2 separate regions of the Homo sapiens genome follow, and region 1 is linked to region 2. Evidence: read pairs that join two places in POLR2A ChIA-PET (ENCODE). Cell type or tissue: HepG2. All regions are shown on one strand.

Region 1 (5,000 bases), 94 kb after region 2:
AGGAGCAAAGTATTGACACAGCTGCAGTCAACAGTTTCCTCAGGATTGTAGTCTCAGCTACTGATCTGAGATGCTGAGATGCTGAGATGCTGAGATGCTGAGATGGGAGGAGCTACTTATCTGAGATGCTGAAATGGGAGGATGCTGAGATGGGAGGTTAATTTCAACCTGGCAGGTTGGGGCTGCAGTAAGCCAAGATCGTGCCACTGTACTCTAGCCTGGGAGACCGAGCGAGACCCTGTCTCAAAAAGAAAAGTCTTCCACCATGGACTGATACCAACCTGAATTTCCGGTTTTCCATCAACATATACGGTGCTATTGTTGACCATTTCCACAATGGCAACTCCAAGATTGCACCGGATCCCAAAGGAAATGCAGAATCCCAGCCCACTCATGATAGCAATGATGTAACGCTTGGGGAGGCCGCAGCAGTGGCAGTCGCAGAGTGGGGGGCTTGGCCTGGACGTCTGCACCGGCCTTCCTTCTTCATTCAGCTCAATGTTATCTTCTTCCTCAGTTGTCCCATCGATTTTTCTACATGGGAAAAAGGATAGGCAGAAAATAAAAGCCAGGATTAAAGGAAAAAGAAAGTATACTAAGCAAAAAGAAAAAAGGTACCAGCAGATGAAAAACAAAAAGGAAGACCCATAGTAGAATACTATGGAGGTATTACTATTATTATTAAAGTAAGTTATTATTATTATTAAATATTATTATTATTATTAAAGTAAGTTATAGTGGCTAAAACTACTGATGTTCTGGGTATTGTGTGGGACTTTTATAAACATTCAATCAATCATTTAAATTTTATAACAACCCCATGAGGTAGACAGTGTCATCATGTCATTTTATAGATGAGGAAACTAAGTCATTTGAGGTAGGATAGAGGCCCAAGTCCAGAGTCTATGTCTAAAACAATATGCTATACTGCATTTCCTGCTGAAAGAGCATTGACAGACTTTGTTCACATTGCTCGACCCAGCTGATACAGTTGACCTTAACCTTTCTAAGTCTTTTTTTTTTTTTTTGAGACGGAGTTTTGCTTTTGTTGCCCGTTGCCCAGGCTGGAATGCAATGGCACGATCTCGGCTCCCCGCAACCTCTGCTTCCCAGGTTCAAGCGATTCTCTCACATCAGCCTCCTGAGTAGCTGGGATTACAGGTCTGCACCACCATGCCAGGCTAATTTTTGTATTTTCAGTAGAGACGGGGTTTCTCCATGTTGGTCAGGCTGGTCTCAAACTCCCGACTCAGATGATCCGCCCGCCTCAGCCTCCCAAAGTGCTGGGATTATAGGTGTGAGGCACTGTGCCCGGCCTAATTTTTCTAAGTCTTAATAAAATACTAAGTGGAGGTGGAGAGGGACATTTTCTATCACAATGCACACCCATTTGGTTGTATATCCTTTTCTCCTTAGATGGTTCCTCTAAGGAGGTGATCATCCAGCACCTTTTATTCAAATGGTAGACCTCTATAGATTCCAATTATGGCACATTCATTACAGTGAATTTATCTCTTCTTTTAAAAAAAAAGTAATTGGACAAACGGAACCCTATCTGTCAATTATAAAGGAAGTTGTATCCTCTTACTTATTGTCATCTTTCTGAGGATACTGTCATGGCCCACTTAAGGTCCAAGTCTTTTTAAAAATAATTAAAGCTTGCAAGTTTTCATAAATATTAAATGCAGTGATAAATAGCTAATATAATGGTTAACCCAATAGTTTGGATAAAACACAAGTCATTTGCCCACAAGTTCATATGAAAGATAACCTTGGCAGGTTCTTTTTTTTTTTTTTTTGGGGACGGAATCTCGGTCTGTTGCCAGGCTGGAGTGCAGTGGCACGATTCTCGGCTCACTGCAATCTCTGACTCCCTAGCTCAAGCAATTCTCCTGCCTCAACTTCCTGAGTAGCTGGGATTACAGCCATGCGCCACCACACCCAGATAATTTTTGTATTTTTAGTAGAGACGGGGTTTCACCGTGTTAGCCAGGATGGTTTCGATCTCCTGACCTCGTGATCCGCCCACCTTGGCCTCCCAAAGTGCTGGGATTACAGGCGTGAGCCACCGCCCCCGGCACCTTGGCAGGTTCTTATGACTCAAGGAAATCAAATTTCCGGCACAAGTATAGAGAAACAAATACACTGGATTCAATTCAGTTCATCAGATATATATTGAGCGCCTACTGTGTCTCAGGTACTGGGCTAAGTATTGGGGAGCAATAGACAACGTGACATATTATCTGCCTTCTTCCAGCTCTTAGGCTGATGGGGAAGAAAGACACATATACAAGCAGCTATAATTACTGGATGATGTGGGTTTTATTGAAATCAAAGTGAAAAGCAATGGTAGAACAAGGGAAGGAGCTTTGAATTTCAACCGGTGAGCCCAGAGTAGAAGCTTAGTAAATGTGCCAGAACATTAAAGCAATTGGAAAAGAACCTAACCATTTCCCTACCAATGTACCTACCTACCTGCCGGCCTGCATTTATACTGATGGGGTCTATGCAGTTGTCCATGCTTCTAGCTAAGTCCAGCCCCTTTCCCTGGACACTAGATCTTGTCCCCTTTTATCCCCTCACGAATATTGCTCCAGAAATCCCCACCCCCACGCTTCATTCATTATGTTCTCCTCCCTAGTATAATAGATCATTCCTGTTGCCTATAAATAAGCTTTTATTCCTCCCATATTAGAATCTAAAATAAAAGACATTTTCTCTTTCAGTTATCCTCCTATTTCTCATTTTCCTTTTTTTAAGAAAGAAATGACTGTCTTCAATTCCTCTCCTCCTGTTCTCTCCTGGACCCACTCCAGCCAGGTATTCCCAACCTGAGCCCCCAAAACTGCCCTACTTAAGGTTATCAATGCCCTCCTCATGGCTCAGTCCAAAGGTCATTTTCAGTCCTCATCTGATTTAATCAACCTAGCAGCAGCATTTGATACAATTGACCACTTTCTCTTTCTTGGCCATTTTATGTTTTTCCAGGAAAACACTTGGTCATCCTCCTAATTCTTCTGTTTTATCTCTTATAGCTGATTCCTTCTTACCTCAACCTATATACACTAGAATGCCTAGGACTCCATTCTCGGGTCTCTTGCTTTCTGTCTATGCCCTCTGGACATCTAAGCAGGCTCTGGGCTTTAGATACCATGTATATGCTAACAGCTCCCAATCTTTATAACTAGACTTATCTGACATCTCCTTGGACACCTAAAAGGCAGCTTAAACTTAACATGTCCAAACTGACTTCCCCTAAAAAAAAATTAATTCCTGAAGTTATTCTCATCATAAGTAATGACAATTTTGCTACTTTGGTTGCTCCAGCAAAAATCTTGAAGCCATCAGGCTGGGCGCGGTGGCTCACGCCTGTAATCCCAGCACTTTGGGAGGCCAAGGCAGGTAGATCACCTGAGGTCAGGAGTTCGAGACCAGCCTGGCCAACATGGCAAACTCCGTCTCTACTAAAAATACAAAAATTAGCTGGCCGTGGTGGCACGCGCCTGTAGTCCCAGCTACTCGGGAGACTGAGGCAGGAGAATCACTTGAATCTGGGAGGCGGAGGCTGCAGTGAGCTGATATAGCGGCATTGCATTCCAGTCTTCATGACAGTGAGACTCCGTCTCAAAAAAAAAAAAAAAAAAAAAAATATATATATATATATATCTTGAAGCCATCTTGGATGCCTCACTTCTCCAATCTATGTCCAACTGAGGAGCTCATGTACCTTACTTTGAATGTTGAGTCGCCCACTTACTCAGCTGTGTGACTTTAGCCTAATTACTTAAACTCCCTGGACTTCAGTTTCTTCATCTGTAAGCTAGGAATTATAATAGTTTCTTCTTCATAGGGTTGTTCTTAGGATTGTCATAAATGAGTTATCAAACTTAGGTAATTTAGAACAGAACTTGCCACATAATAAAAAGCAACATATACCAGCTATTTTTATTACGTTAATCCTCACCGTCACTTAATGAGTCTATGATGCTAGACTTAGCATTGATGCCATTAGCTCTGAGAGGCAGTTGGATGATAGGACTTTATAATGGGCTGCCCTAGTAGTCTCCATGAATTTCTGGCAACCAAATACGTGTAACTTAAGTAGGATGGAAAACTGATGCTCTAGGCCTGGCGTGGTAGCTCACGCCTGTAATCCCAGCACTTTGAGAAGCTGAGGTGGGCAGATCACCTGAGGTCAGGAGTTCGAGACCAGACTGACCAACACGGCAAAACCCCGTCTCTACTAAAAATGCAAAAATTAGCCAGGCATGGTGGCGAGCACCTGTAGTCCCAGCTACTCCGGAGGCTGAGGCATGAGAATCACTTGAACCTTGGAGGCAGAGGTTACAGTGAGCTGAGATTGCACTGCTGCACTCCAGCCTGGGTAACAGAGTGAGACTCCATCTCAAAAAAAAGAAAAGAAAAGAAAGAAAACTGATGCTCTAATATTGACACATTACTATAATAGTATATTCCTAGCAGCTAAAACAAGGATAATATGTAACAACCACAGTAATATTGTATGAGGCAAATTCAGTTCTCTCCCTCTGCCCTCCTCTACAGATACTTTCATGTAATTCTCTTATTTGATCATTAATACAGCTCAGTGAGACATGGGAAATCTAATACTCCCATTTGACACAAAATACAACTGTAGTTCAGAAAGCAAGAACAAATTGGCCAAGGTCACACAGCCCTTAGTGGGTAGAGGCAAGATATGAAACCCTTCTCCTTTGCTGTCTAGGTTCCTTGGACCACTTTCCTGTGTGTTCCCAGCACACCAGGCCATGCTCCTTCTCAATGATCTTCCTGAGTCACTTTGTCATCTGTACCTGTTACTTTGTAGTCCTTGCGCAGCCATCATGACTCAGAAGAGCAGGGGAAGAGAATGGACTCTGGACTGAGAGATGCCCAGTGCTATCTCTCCCTTGTGCTAGCTCTGTGACTTTGGCTAAGTTACTTGACCTTCTACTAGTCTTCCAGGGATGCTGTAACAAAGC
Region 2 (5,000 bases):
TTGCAATTGGCCCAATCTTGAAGAGGTGGAAACAAGAGGAAGGACAAGGATTCCATGACTTTCCCTCTCCAGCTGTGAGGAGAGGGCAGAGGTACGTGGTGGGAAATTGCTGCAAATCTTGAGGAAGGGTCTCAGGACAAGAGAGCTTTGTCCCTGGCCAGTACTTTATCAGTTAACCAGGAGTTGCATCAGTATTTGTTGCAACATCCTCAGAAAACAGAAAAGTCCACGGTACAAATGGCACAGATCCATAATTTGGAGGACTGGGGGTAGGAACGTAACACAAAGATAAAAGTGTCTATCATTTTATAAAATCACAGCTAGAAACAAAATGGTAGCTCCCTGAACATCTTTTCCTCTCTTCTCCCTTCCTTTTTTTAGGAACAGAAAAAAAAATTTAGATAGATAGATAGATAGATAGATAGATAGATAGGTAAACCACTTTACTGAGGTGTGACTGACATATAAAAGCTTTACATATTCCATGTATACACTTTGATGAGTCTGGGGATAGGCATACACTCATTAAATCATCACCACAATCTATACCATAAACCTATCCATCACCTCCAAAAGTTTCTTCCTGCCTTCTTATTTATCACTAATATTATTTCTAAGGGTTCCTACCCCTCTTGTCAATACTCCTGAAGTGATTCTAAGACAGCACCAGAAACAGCATCAGATTTCTTTATAGCTCAAAGCTCAGGTGTGAGTTTCTTAGAGGAAGAATTCAAGGTGAGTCACTTGTCATTCCCTCCTGCCCCTCCCTTCTGAATAAAAACCCAATTAAAAGAAGTAAGTCAGGCTCCACAGTTGCCCCATTCACTCTGTCAATAAGGAGACAAAGAGGTATCTTATCTATAAATTTAGTCCTTGGACAATTTTATTACTAAAGTTCTTCGTCATACTCACATTTCTATCTTTTAAAAATATTTCCATCTGATATTTCCTGTCATATTAATATTCAAAATGGAAAGCAATAGAAGAGTTTACAACTGAAGTCAAGAAAGAAGACTTTTTCCACCTACTCTTCTTCTAGGGAAAAATTTCATTTCAATTAAGCATAGGTTAAATGTCTTATTCTTAGTTCCCAAGTCATCTGACATTAGCAATACTCCCAAACTCACATCAAGATTTGATAAATCACCAAAATATAGCACACTATACAAGTCAAATTGTTTATGGAATCAGAACGGAGACATTTCTGAAATGCACTATCTCCAGTGATTTACTCAGGTGACCACAATGTTAAAAGAGTATTTCTAAATAAGTTTTCAATAGGTAAGCAACTGTTAAGACTCATTAACTTTTGCTTCTGCTTCTTTTTGTTTTTTAGTTTCTCTCTTTTTTAATTTTCAGGACTTTACATCAAACTCTACTAACTTAGAATTCATTTATTGACATACATTACAGATGTCAAAGAGAAACTTTTAAGTGACTATTTTTTCTCTGTTGCTGTGAGATACACAACCCACTCCCAAAGGAATTAGGTACTTACTTGGATTGTTTTGGGTCAGAGATGGACTTTCAAGGCCCTGGGAGGATTCTGGACTGAGTCTTCCTCTCCAGATCCCAGCGATTTTGCTACAAATGCTCAGAATCCAATTTCGCATTAGGATAAGTCGGGGAGACAATGAGGTGAGGAGGAGGAGAGAGTTCCAGTGTACTGTGCATGATCACAGGCGGCCTTCTGGGCTAGCAGCAGCATCTCTTCCTTGGCTCTGTGCCTCATGGACACAGATTAGTCATTAACAATCCTTCCCTGCTAAATGATATAAACATAGAAAGGAACCTTGGGAGAGCCTCGAGATTCCCAAGACAAAACCGCAAAGCCCCAGAATGAGGAATGTGACAAAACCAAGGAGCCCTGCAGCTTGCCTTTGAAAGCATTTCTCCTCTGGCCGTTTTGTGGGCTCCTGGGCACCCGTATTTCTGTACACATCAACTAAAACCAAACTGTCATCTTCCCTCTCTCTCACTACAACTTCTTTGAATAGCTCTATCACTTCCCCGGGACTGAACTAGAAGCTGGGAGCCTTTTTGACCCTTCCCTCTGCCCAGCCACCCATATCAAATAATAACAGATTTGGGTTGATTGCATCTTTGGAATGTCTCTTATTTCCAACCCACATTGTTCTTCTCCTACTTTGGGCCTATCATAGCTTCCTTTCTGGATGACATTGGTCCCACAACCCCTTTTTCTTCTCTCCCCTTCTTCTGTTTTCCAAATTGCACAGCAGTGTGGAAGCACAGGCTCTGGTTAGATGCCCACTCTTTAGTCACAGCCTTGAGCAAGACACTTAGCCTCTCTGAGTCTCAGTTTCCTCATCTGTAGAATGGATATGGAGAAACCATCTCATGGGCTGTGGTGAGAATTACATGAGTAGTGAAAATGTTTAGAAAAGTGTGTGGCAGATAGCAATCACCCAATAATTTGTGGCAATTATTATTTCTCTCCTTCATTAGTTGAACCATCATTGATTGATTATCAGCCTACTATGTACCCAGCAACTTGCTAGGCACTCCCCTCATCGAAAATCCCCAATGCACTCTCTATGCCTAAAAAACGAACACAAAATGCTTGACATTTAGAACCCCTTCCACACCTGAAGATCTAGCCCTAATGTCTCTAGGATTTTCTCACATTCTGTCCCTTCAGACATCCCAACCTCTGCCAACCTGTACCAAGCTCTCCCGCCTCCACACTTTTGCACAAGCTCTTCCTTCTACCTCAGTTACTTTCTTTTCACACCCACACATCTTCCAGGCGTGGAACAGAAGCAGAGTTCTCCCTGAAGCCAGCCCCATTCCTCATCTGCCCCTATTCTCCCCACCCAACTCCCTTGATCTTTTATTTGTAGTTTCCTTGCTGTCCCTTAAATCCTCTGACCTTATATATTATAGTTTTCTACTTGTTTTATCTCTTTTACAAAAACCAGGCATGGTAGCAGACTTGTCTTTGTATCTACCCTTTGTCTTAGCACAGTGCCTCTCACAGAAAAAGCATTGTGTAACTCTTTGTTAACGCAATCAATGAGTGAGCTGAGAAACAACTTCCCAAAGCAGCATGGCTGCACATGCACCTGTGTGTGTGTGTGTGTGTGTGTGTGTATGTGATGTGTGCATTTCCCATCTGTGATGTGTGTCATTTGTTTCCCGTCACAAGGTCAGCTAGTAGAAGATCTACATTCAAACCTGTTAGAAATGTTATATTTTGCTTCTCTTATAAAATAGCATTTTTGTAGGTCCTACAGGCTCCTACTTCCTACCTACTTCTGGGGGTTCCCAATGTACTATGGTGCATCCTCCAGCCCCTTCGGCACAAGGAAGAGGGTCACCCCAGGCCTGTACATTTTCTTTTGAAGAGAGTTTGCACTGACACTTACTGCACTCTGCAGCTCTGGGCTGCCTGAGGGACTCCTGTGTGACTTCTATGTGACACCAAGCCCATTTCTTCTTGGATGATAAGAGCCTGTACTGTGATTTCATTCTCTCCAGCAGAGATGGAGACAATGACTGAAGACACAGACTGTGGCGCTGGACCGGCTGGGTTCAAATCCCAGCTCTGCCACTTACAAGCTGTGTGACCTTAGACCTTAGGCTTTTCCTTAACATCTGTCTCAGTTTCCCCATCTGTAAAATAAAGATATAATTACTATGTATTTCATGAGGTTATTGCAAGGATTTAATGAATTAATCTATGCAAAGCGCTGGTACCTGACACACAGAAAGTGCTGTGTAGGGGTTAGCTGTTATTATTTTCTCTGGGCCTTCACACTGACAATCGTATTTGCCCACTGGACTGGATACTCCCTGAGGGTGGCATGTATTTCCCATCCTTTTGGATCTCCAGTGGTGTAGCACATAGTGCTGGGTATGACATAAGAGCCCATTCAAAAATTTCAACAATTATTTTTCTTCTCTTCACACCACACAATCAATCCATTAGAAAATGTTTAAGTTTTACCTTCACAATATATGTATTGAATCTGATACCTTCCCACCACCTCCACTGTCATCTCTCTGGTCCATGCCAGGTTTCTTGCACCTGGGTTTGTGCCATGGCCTCCTAAGTGGCCTCCTTATTTCCATGCTTGCACTCTGTCATTTGTTCCCAGCATGGCAGCCAGAGTGATCCTACCAAAACCAAAGGATCATGTCGTTCTTTTGCTCAAAACCCCCACAGGCTTTCATCTCTCTCAGAGTAATGGCCAAACTTCTTACAGTGACCCCAAGGATCTAAATGACCCTGAATCCTACCCCATCCCAACATAGCTCTAACTTCATCTATCACTCACGCCGGTCATGAGGCCTCCTTGTTGTTCTCTGAACTCATAAAGCACATTCTCTCCCCAGGGCCCCTGTACTTTCTGTTCCATAGCCTGGATTGATTTTTGCCCAGAGACCTTCCATTGCATGCTACAGGTTTCTACTCACCTTACCAGAGAGGCCTTTCCTGGACACACCAAATACAATGCCATTTCTCTTCCCAGTACAGGATATCACTTCTCATTTCTCATTCCTTTTTTTGTTTGTTTGTTTTTGGAGACACAGTCTGGCTCTATCACCTAGGCTGGAGAGCAGTGGCATGATCTTGGCTCACTGCAACCTCAGCATTTCGGGTTCAAGCGGTTCTCCTGCCTCGGCCTCCCGAGTAGCTGAGACTACATGCACGTGCCGCCACACCCAGCTAATTTTTTGTATTTAGTAGAGATGGAGTTTCGCTATGTTGCCCAGGCTTGTCTCAAACTCCTAAGCTCAAGCGATCTTCCCGCCTCAGCCTCCCAAAGTGCTGGAATTACAGGCGTAAGCCACCGCACCTGGCCTCTCTTCTCATTCTTACCTTGCTTTATTTTACCCTGTAGCACTAAGCACTGAGCACCACTTAGCATACATGGACATGTTTCATGTCTCTCTCACTATATGGAACATAAATAGATGATTACACCTATCTTGTTCACCACTGTGTCCCTGATAACTGGATGCCCCAGGCAATGTGC

What was found. Peaks named below come from ENCODE experiments on the same cell type or tissue, not always from the same donor. Only the 100,000 strongest peaks of a DNase experiment are listed, where the experiment ranks them.
Region 1: POLR2A ChIA-PET joins it to region 2 with 5 read pairs; 2 of 35 experiments call an interaction of 5 or more read pairs at or near these places.

What each region holds. Positions count from the first base shown.
Region 1 is chr12:100,376,235-100,381,234 of GRCh38, reverse strand. SLC17A8 (solute carrier family 17 member 8) reads right to left here. Exons shown (of 12, transcript NM_139319.3): 2 at 282-534. Among named protein-coding and RNA genes, the nearest start is that of SLC17A8, 22 kb to the right of the region's middle. In HepG2, no CTCF peak of the experiment used is centred here; no DNase peak of the experiment used is centred here.
Region 2 is chr12:100,470,558-100,475,557 of GRCh38, reverse strand. It overlaps NR1H4 (nuclear receptor subfamily 1 group H member 4), which reads right to left and starts at 1,692. Exons shown (of 11, transcript NM_001206979.2): 1 at 1,499-1,692. In HepG2, no CTCF peak of the experiment used is centred here; DNase peaks (open chromatin) are centred at 197, 1,687 and 3,017; H3K4me3 peaks cover 2,067 bases.